Linked DNA regions of Homo sapiens: region 2 is linked to region 1. Evidence: chromatin loops called from intact Hi-C (ENCODE). Cell type or tissue: mammary epithelial cell. All regions are shown on one strand. Region 1 overlaps TBC1D5 (TBC1 domain family member 5). Region 2 overlaps TBC1D5 (TBC1 domain family member 5).

Region 1 (8,000 bases):
TTTAAACAAAAGTTTATCCCATGGCCCATTTATCTTCATTTTAAATTGTCCCTTCCAGGTTTGTTTAGCCAGCCTGTTACTGAATATGATTATATTACGTTCGTGATCCAAATCTTGGGTCTAGTTCTTTCCAGCATTGACCATTTTGGGGTAACCAATAGAAATGACCCTGTCATCACTAAAGATTTGCCTTTCTAACTTTCAGGTATGTGTGTGAAAAAAGGAATGTGGGTGGAGGCAGGGGAAGGGAGTGATAGAAACAGAAACCACAGGGAGAGTCAATGAGATAGACACGGGAAAGAAAAAGAAAAGATTATATCCATATCTAATAGTCTTATTGGTAGCACCATTTATTTAGAATAATTATATGCCATGTTACCTCTCTTATGGAATTAAGTTGACTTATTTAACCACATGTATTATTTAACTTTTAATGTTTGTTTGCTTTCCCCAGTTATATATGAGTATGCATCACTTGTATATTTATAGCCCTTGAAACGTTATAGTTGTTACTTTAAAAATTGAATGTGTATTATGAGTGAATTGTTGCCATCCTTAACATTTTAAGCTTCCCTGTCCAATATGGGAACTACTGGCAATATGAAGCTATTTAAATTTGGATTTCAATTAATTAAAATACAATATGTAGTTCTTCAGCTGCAACTAGCCATGTTTTAACTGCTTAGTAACTATGTATGGTCAGTGCTTACCATATTGGGGAGTCAGATGTAGAACATTTCTGTCATCTCGGAAAGTTTACTTGCTTAGTGCTCATCTAGAGGTTGTAAAGTGAACGATGGATTCAGTTAAAATATAATTGATTTTAATATTTCTTAGAGAAAGTATTTAAGCACACATGTATTTCTGTTTGGTAATACCCTGTTAGTCAACACACTATTGGAAAACATGCTTTAAGTCATAGGATTGACTTTTAATTAGGACATCAGGTTTCGCTAAATAAATGTCTATTTATAAATAACTGGAAAGTAATTTATTCTCTATTCTACCAGCCTTTCCTTTACAGTATTGGCTTATATTTGCAGACTGTGAGGCAAATTCTTTATCATGTTATAGAATGTTAGATATCAAGCCCTTGCCAGTTATTGCAAATATCAAAGTAAATGAGGTGAGGTGAGGGTGGGAAGAAGGTAGGAAAGGTCTGCAGGGAGAGGATTTTTTCCTTATTAATTATAGAGGAAGCATGAGTAAACCATGGAATATAAAATATACTTACTCCAGACAACTTCACAGAGATTGCTGGTATAGGATCCTTTTCTCACTTCATTTCTAAATGCCAGTCCTTTATTATTAATCTAATTATGTTTATCATATATTTAAATTATTAATACAATTAAAAGTGAAAAGCTTGTTATAAAATCAAAAAGTTTGTGATACTGCTTTTCTTGGTTTCCTTTTTTAAAGTATGATTATTGAGTTTACCTACTTTAATATGACCCTGGATTTGGAAGCTCTTACACACTGTATTTTTAAGAAAATAATGCCTGTGTTTTTTTGTTTGTTTGTTTTTGTTTTGTTTTTTCCTTTAAAGAAGAGAGTATTCCAGCCCTTTGGGAGGCTGAGGCAGGCAGATCATGAGGTCAGGAGATCGAGACCATCCTGGCTAACACAGTGAAACCCCGTCTCTACTAAAAAAGTACAAAAAATTTCGCCGGGCGTGGTGGTGGGTGCCTGTAGTCCCAGCTACCTGGGGAGGCTGAGGCAGGAGAATGGTTTGAACCCCAGAGGCGGAGCTTGCAGTGAGCAGAGATAGCGCCACTGCACTCCAGCCAGGGCGATAGAGTGAGACTCTGTCTCAAAAAATATATAAATAAATAATAAAAAGGAGAGTATTATATTTGACAGTCCCTAACTAACTGTTTTAACTCAGTTCTTTGTGTTCCTGTGAAAACTAAGGTGAAGGCTCAAGGTTTCTCAATTTAAAGTTCAGTTCAAACCTGAATCAAAACATGACCGTAATTTTAACAAACCTCTAGGCAATGAACTATTCTTTACCTGTATTTCAGTGGAGCCTTATCATATGATAACATGTTTCACCTAGACATATGAAAAAATACATTTTAAGCTTGTGTGTAATTGTGCATTCTGTTTTTTTATATATATTTATGTATAAGAGATATGCCCTGATGTTTCATTATGGAGGAGAAAAAAGCTTTAAATAAAAGTAAGTTTTAGAAAATTCGTGGTACAGGAAGCAAAAAAGCCAGTACAGTTTGTAATTGCCTTTTAGAGACTCGTGAGTTCCCTCATTACCTGTGATTTAAGCTAAAAATGAGGTAATTATAGATAACATCAGTGTTTATCTGGTTGATCTTGGCACCTGCAGTCCTAATGTTGTAGCTTACCCATATCTGGTGCCACACTTTACAGTCTTATGCTGACATACCTAATTTACACTTTTCATATTTCCATTGATTTTAAGTTAGATGTTACTTGTTCTATTTGAATAGTATTTTCAAAATCATACCTTTAAAATGGCCTAAAAGTATATACTCTTAAATGTAATACTGGAATTATGGTACAGTGCTTGGCATTGATTGAAATCTTTCACTAATGTATTTTGATATAGATTAGAAACAGATTCAAAAATTTACTGGCTCCTTTTTGATAAAATAAATGGATCATACTAAATATGGCAATTTTTAAAAATATTGGCATGTACTTTAGGATTATGAAATTGTATAAATCTTTTTGAATCAAGTTCAGCTTTCTTACCTTTTACTACCTCAGCTTCAGATATTCTACCCATCTAACCCTGATCTAATCCTACTTAAATCCTGCTTCATCCTGCTGTAGCCACTTTGTTCTATTATCTTACTACTTAGAATTGCAATGAAATGATCTGGTTGACTGGCTGACCTTGTAAACTCCATGATCATCTCTGAGAGCTGTCTGCTGCACTTCCCTATCACTATACCTCCCAGAGAGCTAAAAGCAACTTTCTACCTTATCTCTTTTTTCTTCCACTGTCTGTGACTTTTGGCTTTCCCCAAGGTGAGAATCCCTTCTCTTAACCACTCAGCAATTTCATTGTCAGTAGAAGCCTAAGTAGCTCCTCTTAACCAATGATTAGAGATCTTCAGTCTTAAACTGTATGTAGGCCCTGAACTCTTTGCTATTATTGTAGTCATTTGGATTTCTTAAGTTAGCCCACAAACACATTGTTTCCTTTCCATGTTAAGCTTAAAAATGGGATAGAAACCATCATATAAACCTATACAGTGTAAAATTAGTGTTTTCCATAGTGTATCACCATTTGGGACAATGATTCAGAAGCCTTCTAGTCATAAATTAGCACATAATTTAGTAATTTATTAGTCATCATGTAGGTTATAAAGGTATTTCAACTATTAAATTTAGAAGATATTAACAAATTTAGAAGGTACTAGTTTCACACCAATGTTATGAGCATATCTTGGGAAACTACTATTTAATTATATGTTAAAATATATAATTACAAATAGATAATCTCATTATAATCATCAGCTGTATTTATCCACTACATATTCTGATTGCTTTCCATGTCAAAATAGCCATTGCAGGAAGCTTAACTACCCAAATAGGTCTTAGAGGGAAGGTATCAATTCCTGCTGCAGAAGTTGACTTTATTTTTTGAGAAATAATTGCATCAATCATGGCCTACATATTTAATAAGTTACAGTGTTGTTTCCTGAGGAGCACACCAGTAAGCTCAGAGTCCTTCTCAGCATGGTGCTTCCAAGGCAGCCAGTACTGATCTATTAACATTGGCCTGAGAAATGAAACCTACTCATCTTCACCTTTCCCTGCTTAGATGCTGATTGTTTTCAGGGACCAAGTATCTGCAAGATAGAGTAATTGCCACTAGGTGGCACTAATGCTTTGTTAAGGAAATCTTCAAGGTCCAGGTGGCTAATCCATTCCATTTAAGGTTTTGCACACCTAAACACCCAGGTTCTTAACTACTCACAGGGACTGTTGTTAACTTATCTTCTCAGTCCAACTAGTAAAAAGTTATCTGCATGTCCATGGGCTTGATATTCAAAAACTAAAAATCTGAGGAAGAAAACAAGGGTATATTTCTATATTGCCTTGTTGCCAGAGGTCATTTTTGCTCTTGGTGTCTGGAGAATCATGTTTCCCTTTAGTGGTTACTTCCATGTTATTCCAGAAAGATGTCTTTCCTATTTCTCATTTCTTTATTCTCTTGACAAGTTATTCAATTTTTCTGAACCTTACTTTCCTCATTCATAAAGAGGGGTTAAAAATATATACCCTAAGTGATTTACCTAAAATATTATATCATAAGTGGGTCTTTTAAAAGCATTTCGATGGCATTATTGTCAGATTTTTGCTTTTCAGGCACATTGTAAGTATATTTTTTTATGTAAGAATAAGTTTAGCAACTACTTTTTTTTAAATTAAACTGAAATATTTCACCACTGACACCTCAATATTTTCTATTGTTAATCATGTCTTCCTCCAACTTCAGGAGCAGGCCTACCATTCATATTTGTGATTGTAAAAAAACCTTCATTTTGATCCTTCTCCCCTAGAAGGGCTAAACCTTTCAGCAGTTTACCCTCTGGAATCTGTTTAATGTTTGATTCTCAGTTCTTTGCAGTAGTATTTCAGTGGCTATGGTGCTACTGTTATTTTATATCCTAAGTTTTAATTTTGAAGTATCAAACCATTTCTTTCCCCTCTGTACTACCAGAGGGCTTTGCAGTAATCATTTCTACTCAATTCTTTGCAGTAGTATTTCAGTGGCTATGGTGCTACTGTTATTTTATATCCTAAGTTTTAATTTTGAAGTATCAAACCATTTCTTTCCCCTCTGTACTACCAGAGTGCTTTGCAGTAATCATTTTATTATTGGTTTACACATCCATCTGTCCACTCTTTAACTTTGTATGTTTTAAAAAATATGCCTGTGAGTGCTAAGCACATAGTAGGCGCTTAATAAATGTTTATATTTACTCTGTGTTACAGTTTATTGATGAAACACTATTCAATAGAAATGAAAGACAATTAATATATTATTATGTGGCCTTTATGCTCCTCTGTTGTTAGAGCCGTTCATCAGTTTGAGATGTTATGCCTTAATTAGAACTGTAAGTACCCATGAATAAATTTAAATGATTGTAAATTTCAGAGATAATGTTTCCAATTCACATGCCTCAGTCTTCTTTTCCCTATACCAACACCGTAATCAAGGTACAGGGTCTTATTTAAGCTAACAAATAATTATCCTTCATTACATAAGTAGTATGTAACTTGACCTTAAAAGCCTGCTTAACTTGACAAGATGGCAATGAATCTAGCCACCAGCTGTGCCTGTACTTTTACAATTTCTTAGTACTTGTGAATAGGAGCTGATTTTGGAAAAGACTGGAGGAGTCATTGCTTCATACTTCCCTCTCTTATCTGGAATACTTTGTGTTTTCAGTCCACAGAACTGCATGGTGTCTCACAAATTGTGATTCCTTTTGGGTTCAAAACATTGCACATTTGAGATCTGTGCTTGTTGTTCACAGACTACAAGCTATTTAAATATATGTATGGTTTTTGAGATGTGTATACATACCCCACAGATATTGCGGATTCAGTTCCAAACAACTGCAGTAAAGCAACTATTGGAATAAAGTGAGTCACGTGATATTTTTTGTTTTCTAGTACATTTAAAAGTTATGATTACACTATACTGTCATCTATTAAGTATGCAATAGCATATATCTAAAAAATATATAAACCTTAATTAAAAATACCTTATTGCAAAAAAAAAAAATGCCAAGGATCATCTGAGCCTTCAGCAGTTCTTAATCTTTTTGCTGGTAGAGGGTCTTGCCTTGTTGTTGTGGCTTCCCACTAGTTAGGGTGGTGGTTGCTGAAGGTTGGGGGTAACTGTGGCAATTCCTTTAAAAAACACAACAGTGAAGTATGCCACATAGATTGACTCTTCTTTTCAATAAAGATTTCTCTGTAGCATGAGATTCTGTTTGGCAGCATCTTACCCAGAGTAGAACTTGTTTCAAAATTGGACTCAGTCTTCTCAAACCCTGCAGCTGCTTTCTCACTTAGTTTATTAAATATTCTAAATTCTTTGATATCATTTTAACAATATTCACAGCACCTTCACCAGCAGTAGATTCCATCTCAAGAAACTACTTTCTTTGTTGATTCATAAGAAGCAACTTCTAATTTAAGTTTTATATATATGAGATTATAGCAGTTAAGTCACATCTTCAGGTTCCACTTCTACTTCTAGTTTTCTTGTTATTTTTCCCCATCTAGTTACTTCTTCCACTGAAGTCTTGAAACCCCTCCAAGTCATCCATGAGGATTGGAATCACCTTTTAAAAACTCTTGTTCATGTTGCTATTCTGACTTTCCACCACGAATCTCTAATGTTCTTAACGACATCTAGAATGGTGAATCCTTACCAGAAGATTTTGAATTCACTTTGCCCAGATCTGTCAGAGAAATCACTATCATATGGCAGCTGTAGCCTATGAAATGTATTTCTTAAATAATAAAACTTGAAATTAGAAATGACTCCCCACTTCATGGGCCGCAGAATGGATGTTGTGTTAGCAGACATGGACACAACATTAATCTCTTTGTACATATCCATCAGAGCTCTTGGGTGATGAGGTGTATTGTCAGTGAACAATAATATTTTGAAAGGAATCTTTTTTCCTGAGCAATAGTTTCCAAAAATGGGCTTAAAATATTCTGTAAACCATGTTGCAAACAGATATGCTATCATCCAGGCTTTGTTATTCCATTTATACGGCACAAGGAGAGTAGATTTGGCATAATTCTTAAGGTCTCTAGGACTTTCAGAATGGTTAAAGATTGGCTTCAGTTTAGTCACCAGCTGCATTATCCTGTAACAAGAGAACAGCCTGTCCTTTGAAGCTCTGAAACCAGGCCTTGCCTTCTCGTCCCTAGCTATGAAAGTCCTAGATGGCATCCTCCTTCAATAGAAGGTTGTTATGTCTACATTGAATATCTATTGTTTATTGTAGCTACCTTCAGCAGTTATCTTGGCTTGATCTTCTGTGTAACTTACTGCAGCTTCTCAATCAGCACTTTCTGCTTCACTTTGCAATTTTATGTTATGGAGATGGCTTCTTTTCTTAAACTTCGTGAACCAACCTCTGCTACCTTCCAACTTTTCTTTGGCAGCTTCCTCACCTTTCTCAGCTTTCACAGAATTGAAGAGAGTTAGGGCTTTGCTCTGGATTAGGTTTTGGCTTAAGGGAATGTTGTGGCTGGTTTGATTTTCTATCCAGACCATTCAAACTTTCTCTGTATCAGCGGTAAGACTGTTTTGCTTTCTCATCATTCATGAGTTCACTGGAGTAGCACTTTTGAGTTCCTTCAAGAACTTTTTTTTTTCTGCATTCACCACTGGGCTACCTGTTTAGCGCAAGAGACCAAGCTTTTGGTCTAACTTGGCTTTAGATGTACCTTCCTCACTAAGCTTAATCATTTGTAGGTTTTGATTTAAATTAAGAGACCTATGACTCTTCTTTTCACTCGAACAGTACGAGGCCATTGTAGCATTATTAATTAGGGAGGTCCAAGGAGAGGGAGAGAGACAAGGGACTGTTTAGTGGTATGGCCAGAACACATACAACATTTATCAGTAAGTTCACTGTCTTATATGGTTGTGGTTCATTTTGCTTCATAACAGTTACAATAGTAACATCAGAGATCACTGATCACATATCCCCATAACAGATATAATGAAAGAGTTGGAAATATTGTGAAGATTATCAAAATATGTCACAAGAGTCATGAAGTGAGCACATGCTGATAGACTTGCTCAATGCAAGGTTGCCACAAACCTTCAGTTTATTAAAATGCAGTACCTGTGAAGTGCAGTAAAATGAAGTGACATAAAATGAGGTATGCCTCTACTCCTGTAATGTACTGATTGCTAATCTCATCTTTGAATATTGCTAAAAACTAGACAATAAATTTGAACATTATGA
Region 2 (8,000 bases), 110 kb after region 1:
TAATTTCTATTACTAACTCATTCTGTAAAGAGCTTTTTCCTTGGCTTTTAAGCTCAATGAAGAAAGCCCAAAATAGCACAGGAAATTTGTGTGTTGTGAATATATATAAGAACTAAATCCAATTGGGATAAAATGATTAAGTTATTGATAAGGTCATCGTTGGTCCCAAAGCATTCCATTAGTTATATGCTTCTTCTTAAATATTTTGAGAATTTGGCCTGGATTTTCTTATAATTATATATAAAATAGAAGAGACGGCATTTTACTTTAATATCCTCTCATGTACAACTTATTAACAGTCTTTATATAAAAGAAACATGCTAGGCATCTAATGATAAATTTTTTTCTTATGTGGTTTTGGTATTTTTTTCTACCTCCTGGATTATTTTTGTGCCACCACTAACAAGATCAATGCCTGTACTTCCAAATTAGCTATCCCATTGCTTCTCAGTAAAGGTGGCTTTACAGTGGGGTTAACAAGAGTTCTGTAAATACATAAAGCACTTAGCAAAGTGTATAGAGGTCTTTACAAAGAACTTTCTGGATCTCTCTCTCTCTCTCTGTTTCTGTCTTTTACATGCACTCACACACACAGGATTTGGTCCTTGCCCTGGAATTATATAGCAGTGTACTTGGCAAGGTACTTAAAGAGTGAAGCAATATGAAAGATTTATAAAGCAGCACATTGTAGATAATACATTAAAAAGTGCTAAAGACATGCATTGTGTGTAGTTTTGGAGATATTAAATATGTGAACAATTTGACACAGAAAATAAAGATGTATTTTATTCAGTGTAGATTACTAGATGTTTGCAGTTAACCTTCCTGACTGCTGCAGTGAAGATTGCTGCATATGTGTATCTTCAGAGTCAAGAAGGGTGCAAGAGAAGTTTGAGGAATAACTGGGCAGTTTGTTGTAGAAATAATGGGTATAGAAATTATTTCTAGGAAATGGGCTACTTTGGTTTTTTTGTTGTTGTGCTTAAAGCACTATCTGTGATGAAATCTAAGATGTGATTGCTGATAAGAAAATGGCAAGGATTTGAGCTGTAAGGAAAGAGGGGGAAGATTGTATTCCTAACTGTAGTTGTGTATTAACCTTCATCTACTTTCCTCATTGATGGAGGAAAGTTGTGTCAGCCGAATAACTGTAACCACATTCTACATGTTTTCATCGTTTAAGAGTGCAAACATTTGTATCGGTTAAAAATCCTTTGAACAAGGGCCCAAAATGGTTTAGTTCATGTACTTTTTTGCTGTGCCCATCTCTGGTTCCCCTGGTACTCTTTGCAAGATCAGTTAATTCTTTGTAATTAAGAATAGCAGCCTATTTAATTTAGAGATGTTTTTGTACTTCTTGGAATAGTAAATATTAGCATTTGTAATTTGAAAGAATTAGAAATGTGTGGAGAAGTATTTTTTTTCCTAAGCCATGTAAACACAGCCATATTAGACAAAAAAAAATTGTGTTAATCACCCCTCATTTTATTAATAGTAGTGGAGTAAAAATTGAAAATTATAAAAGATAAAAATTATAAAAGACATTGTAACATTTTTAAAAATTGAACATTTAAAACATTTTAAATATTTTAAAGTGGAAAATTATAAAAGATGCTGTAACATTTTTAAGAAGATAAACAATACTTCGGCATTTAAATTTTTTATACTGAAAAATTGAGTAATTGATGTAGTTGAAAATATAATCTAATTATTCTATTGATTAATATGAGAATGTGAATAAAAAAACTTGTGTTTAATCACATGGTTCCTAATAAACTATGATACATATTTGTGAGTATACAGTATTTTGTCACATCTTTGATTTCTCCTTAAATATATTGCTCTCTAAGGAAAATATTTGAATTTTTTTTGCCTTGCTTTAACCCCACAAATGGTTATATTTGGTTTCAAATTTACATAAAATTAACATCTCTTAACTAATTTTTAAAGGTTATTCTATACTATTTGATGGTGCTAAAAATTTGGAATTTTTAATTCTTTGCTATTTGCTAGAATCACATAGAATTCTAGCTGAAGTCCTTAGAAAAAGACTTATGTAAGGAAATTGTAGCCATGTCATGTAAAATTAGAGGTAAATGAATAAAAACATCAAACCAAATTTTTTTCTTATAAGAATTAGATATAAATAGTTTAACATTTATTGAAAGTCTAAAGTGTCACTATTATGTACAATTATATATAGATGTTGCTTAGTATTCACATTAGCTGCTTATGTTTACTCTGTGGCATAGATACTCATTTTCTAGATAATAGAAGTAAGTTTGAAAAACACTCCTCGAAAGGTAGCCTTACTGATCAGGTATATCTGTTGCAAAGCTAAAAAAAATAAGTATGACTATATCCTTCATTTAAAATAACTGTCTATGCTTGACCAAAAAAATGGTTATCTACTGGCTTTTTCCCACACTTAATTTTAAAATGAATTATTTTAAATAGAAGTGAGATGTGAGAACGCAGTTTTCTAAGTTTCTATTGGATTTGTCATACAAATATTTGCAGAAGGGCAATTAACAACAACAGAAAATCAGTAGAGATCATGAAATTTTGGAAAATTTTATTTTTAACTTACAACCTTACCTATGGAAGCAACTACCAGACTACTAAACATTCATTTTTTCTTCACCTTTTGGGAATTTGTGATTTCTATTAAATATGAAAGATTTTGACTTTTTTCATATATATGTATAATACGTGTGTATATAATAGTATTTAATGATGATGGCCTAGTTATACAATTATAAAATTCATTTGAAAGCTTAAAATATAGATTTTACTATATTATATTTTTGATATATAATATTTGCTCACTGTGTTCAGTTAATAGTTTTTCACAGTTACTTGAGAAAATGATCACTCTTTATTCTCAAAAGTACTGTCTTCTGAATTTTTGTTTTGTTTCTTTCCAGAAGGTGGGTGCGGCTGCTATTTGGACGAGAGTTCCCCCTGCAGGACCTTCTGGTGGTCTGGGATGCCTTGTTTGCAGACGGCCTCAGCCTGGGTTTAGTAGATTATATCTTCGTAGCCATGTTACTTTACATCCGAGATGCTTGTAAGTATTAATGACCTTTCCTACATTTGACTAGGTACTCCTGATTTTCAAAAATGTTTTGCCTTTTAAATAGACTTTGTGTTTTATTATTTGATTTGCATGTACCTCAATTTTTGTAGTAGGGTAATATACTGAAATTTCAAAGGAATATACTAAACATCCCTTTTGTTGGTTAACTGTGTACACATTGGGAGATGTGAGTCATTTTATCCTGAGAGAATTAGAATATTCTTCAGAACCATTTTTCTAAAGACTTTACTCCTGCTTTAATCTCCTCATTACACACAGTTGTGAAATGCATATATAAAAGCAAGTATTTGAGATATGTTTAGAGCTCCACCTTCTGACAGGTAGGGAATATTCAAGGATGTTTATCAGGAGATTGGAATTATTTTTATAATATCAACACCTTGCTAATTAAAAAAACAAATACATTTAAAGGTATTTTAACTTTCTTCCAGTTATATTTTAGAAAAATACATTTCTCAGTACAGTGCTGAATGGTAGACGTGTTCCCATCTCCTCAGATGTATGTTATGGTGTCTGTAATAACCGGAAAGCCAGTGTCTAGCCCTTTCGAATAGTCTGATAGTTCTTAGCTTGAAGAAAATATCGGTGTGTATTTTAAATTTCAAAATACTTCAAAATTGTTTTCTGTCTCAGAGAAGTAATCAAAAGTTCACACAATAGAACTTGTTAGCCAAAATATAATTAGGAAAAAGTGCACAAAATTATGTGATTGAATTAGGAAATAGGTAGCTAACATAAAGTAAGACTTTGTCAGAAGAACATACACTTTTTAGAATCATTTATAATTGCGACTGTTAAATTGTTATGTTGTTCTCTTTATTTGTTCATTGAATACCAGTTGTGCCAGATGCTCTTGTTATGCCTCTAGTAACACTAATTTTCTTTAAAATTTTAGATTATACTTTTTTAATTTCCCAAAATTACTTAAATAAGTGACAGGAGCACCACATTTTATCCAAAAAATGTAGATTTTGTTCTGTGCCTCGAAGGTCAAATAGTTTAGGTTTTCTCAAAGTGAAAGTTTCTTCCTTCTGAGCCAGATCTAATCATTTAAGAACATGGAAGTCGTAAGAGGAAACATCAGGAAAGTAGAGAAAGATATTTGAGTAGATTTGATGGATACTGGATTTTATGATATTCAATACTAACCTCTAAGTTGTATTTTTTAATATAAATAATAATAAAAGGAATGAGAAACCTCTTCTAGAAAAAAGAATGCTTTGGATAATATTTATGCAAAATTTTCCAAATCAAACAACTGCTGAAAAGTATTATGATTTTCTGTAATTGTAAACAGTTTACAATTTGCTCTTTTTTGACTTTGGCACATTACCACTATATATTTTTAATTTAATCATCCTGTCTCCTATTCTAAGACCTACTTTTATCATTTTATAAAACATGGCAAATTTTTTGGCACCTGAAGTCCTTACACATTTTTCATCTTTTCACTGATGACTTTATAAAATGTAGAAAAATACAGAAGTAATGAAGTGATTTATTTATTTCAATATTTAACCCAACTTATTTTAATTTTGTTATTTAAGTCTGTAACAGTGGATGAGATCTCCTAAAAATAGAATGAATATTTGTCAGGTATTTACAGATCACTGCTCCTGTCCTCAAGAAGTTTACCAACTAGTAGGGAAGACTGACATAAATGATTTCAAATGAACATATTTGGTACTATAGTTGGGATGTGGACAGGTAGTGTGGAAACTTAAGGAGAGGCACCTAGCTCCCCTCTGGGCTGCTGTGAGTCAATAGAGAAAATTGTGCAGGTGTTGGCAAGCCAAATAAGAGGATCTGCATACAAGACAGAAGGAACAGCATGAACAAAGGCCTGGAAGTGAAAAGCAGCTTATTAGGGATGTATATATTAATGTGTTTCTATAAGCTGTTTGGTATTATTAGAGTACAAAGGGAGAGAGACTAGCCGCAGGTTATGAGACTAAAGAAAGAAACAGGAGGGTCATGATGACAGTCTTCCTATGGTAAGTGATAGGGAGCTATTGAAATGTCCAAAGCAGAAATGTGATCACTTGTAGATCACTTTAGCAGCAATGGGGAAGATGAAATCGAAGGAGAGAAGAGCAAGGACATCAGTTAACAGTTGTGATGGTAGTTCAGGAGAAAAACAGTGGATCAGAGAACTATTCAGAGGTAAAGGTAGCAAGATTTAGTGATTAAATATGATAGGAGAGGGAGAATGGGAAATCTAGAAGAATCTCCAGCTTGGAGGTATGAGTGACTGGGAAATATTTATAACTTGATAGAAAATACAAGGATTAAGAAGTTTTAGGAATGTTAATAATTAACTGGGCTTGACTTTGCTGAGTTTTGAGATATTTATAAGAAATTGTAACCTAAAGATTTGAAAAATAAAGTTAAATGTCAGTGTCAAGGCTACAGATTTAATTTTGCAAATGATTGACAGGTGTTTGTTAAAACCATCACCACAGATGCCACCTGCAAAGAATAGGGTGACTATATATCAAAGTTTGTTTGGGATAGTCTTGGTTTACACCTGCTATCCCAGAATAGTAATTATTTGTCCTTTTTCACTCTTGAAGACATCACATTAGGATCATAAAAATTATATGGTCCTATTACCTAAGGTGGGTACATATGGAAAGAGAACATGGGCAAAGGTGAAACTGGGTTTAACATAAGCATTTCAGAGGCACCAGAGGAGAAGAAGCCAAGGAAGAGCTTAGTTTGTGTTGTAACCCCAGAGAACTGTCTGAGCCAAGCAGAGAAAAGAAGGTCAAGAGTGCCCAGGAATAGTAACACAAGGCGAGAAAAGTCCACTCACTTTGGGAACTGTGGAGGGACAGTCATTGGATACCTTTGCCAGGGTGGATTCAATGGACTGGTTGAGCAGAAGCTGGATTATGGTGGGTTGAAGAGTGAATAGACAGTTAAGAAGTACAGTAGTCTTTTCTTCAGCTTTTTGTTGTTGGTTTTCTTTGTTTGTTTGTTTTTAATATATGCATTACTTTTTCAACTGAAAAGATAACTAAATAAAAACAAAGAATATGGAGATAGCAGATATAGAGTGATCTTTGAGTTAAGGAAGAAGAACGATGTAGCTAGAGGACAGTGCAGGGGCAAGGAAGATTGGATGGCTGTCGTTAGACATTGGAGGCAGGGCAGAACTGATAGAGAGGTTTACTTCTCAAACCAGTCTGAGTTCCTACTTCAAGAATCAGCACTAGTTTTCCCCACCCTGTTCCATGAATTAGATCTATGAAAAAGCCAAGCATGGTGGCTCGAAACTGTAATCCCAGCATTTTGGGAAGGCAAGGCAGGAGAATTGCTTGAGCCTAGGAGTTTGAGACCAGTCTGAGACACGTGGTGAAACCCCATCTCTACAAAAAATAAAATTTGGCCGGGTATAGTGGCTTGTGCCTGTAGTCCTAGCTACTCACGAGGCTGAGGTGGGAGAATCATTTTAGTCCAGGAGGTCAAGGCTGCAGTGAGCCGTGATTGCGCCTCTGCACTCCAGAGTGTGGGTGACAGAGCAAGACCCTGTCTAAACAAAAAAAAGATCTATGAAAAGAGAAAATATCTTCTTTGTTTTGAAGCTTTCACTTGTTTATTGTCTGTTCTTCACACCCCACCCCTAATCCCTGTTCCCCAGTGAGAGACAGGATTTTGTCTGTCTTGGTTTCCCTCCCATATACCAGCATCTAGAATTGGGCCCAGGGCATAGTAAACCTCCAGAAAAATATTTTTTGAGTAAAATGATTGAGGAAATAAGGGCCCAGAGGCAATAGAAAAGAACTGGGTCTGGAGTCCTGTGGAAGACTGGCTGTGGAACAGGAATGAAAAGCTGGTGCTGATGCAGGAAGAAAGCACTAGGCTGCTTTCACAAGTAATCCAGTTCATAAGTGGAGAAGACAGAGAATGGAGGAATTCCATATCTGATAAAGGAGGAAACAAGGTTATCCACTGTGAGTGAGGCAGAGTAGGGTTAGTGGTTTGTGGGAAATGACTTGGAGATGTGATAAAGATAGCTAATTAAGAGCCAAGAAAAAACCATGTGTAGCTGTTGAAGATCCTACAGAGACAAACACTGGGAAGTGGTACCTGGCCTCAAAAAAAAAAAAAAAAAAAAAAAAAAAAGAGGTAGATTGTGATCCAGGCTTCCAAATGAATTAGGCAGGACTAAAGGGAGATAGGAGGGTAGAGGGTGTTGAGTGTTTTTTAAAATAGTGGTTTAAGATGTATAAAGAGGGAAGCACAGCCAGGAAAAGATTAGGGAAAATTGAATATATCAAAGAATTGGGTGAGGTAGAGCATGAGAAAGCTAAATGCATACAAAGTTGTGGTCCGACATAAAGCAGTTCTAGATCTGCTTGGTATGGTTGGAGTACGTGAAGGGGAATTTAAGTCTCTTGAAGACCAAGGGATTGTGAGGAAACTGGGGTTTTACTTTAGTTCTCCATGGACACTTCACCAAGGATCCTAATAGGAAAAGGCGTAGAAGGAAATGTAATGAGCCTGGCACCATAGCCTCAAATAAATGAAAAAGAGTGACCAAGAAAACAGCTTTTATTGAACCAGTCAATTATTCAGAGTCAACCATTCAACCAGTGTTTACCAGTATATGGTACATAGATGATAGTGATGCAGGGACATGATTGATGCATAGAGGCATGGCATTAACTTCAAAGGAAGAAGTTTTATGAAATGATAGGAAGCAATAGTTTGGAAGAATCAAAGAGCAAGGTGGTCCTCCACCTCACATCTGGAGGTTGCAGAGGCAGCAGTGACTCTGAGAGGGTGAGGCTTAGAGGGAAAGACATTGTTCCCTAGAGAAAAGGATTGAGATAGAGGGGAGCAGCAGAAAGAAAAGGGATAGAGAACCAGATTGGACAGAGTTGCATGGGAGGTC

Evidence for each region. Peaks named below come from ENCODE experiments on the same cell type or tissue, not always from the same donor. Only the 100,000 strongest peaks of a DNase experiment are listed, where the experiment ranks them.
Region 2: a loop joins it to region 1, with 14 times the contacts of the local background. A loop is called at or near these places in 10 of 110 quality-filtered maps.

What each region holds. Positions count from the first base shown.
Region 1 is chr3:17,408,990-17,416,989 of GRCh38, reverse strand. All of the region lies in intron 4 of TBC1D5 (TBC1 domain family member 5), which reads left to right. Among named protein-coding and RNA genes, the nearest start is that of TBC1D5, 330 kb to the left of the region's middle. In mammary epithelial cell, a CTCF peak has its summit at 3,860 (motif pointing right); a DNase peak (open chromatin) is centred at 3,859.
Region 2 is chr3:17,303,062-17,311,061 of GRCh38, reverse strand. It overlaps TBC1D5 (TBC1 domain family member 5), which reads left to right. Exons shown (of 23, transcript NM_001349074.2): 14 at 2,928-3,070. Among named protein-coding and RNA genes, the nearest start is that of PLCL2-AS1, 250 kb to the right of the region's middle. In mammary epithelial cell, a CTCF peak has its summit at 3,388 (motif pointing left); no DNase peak of the experiment used is centred here.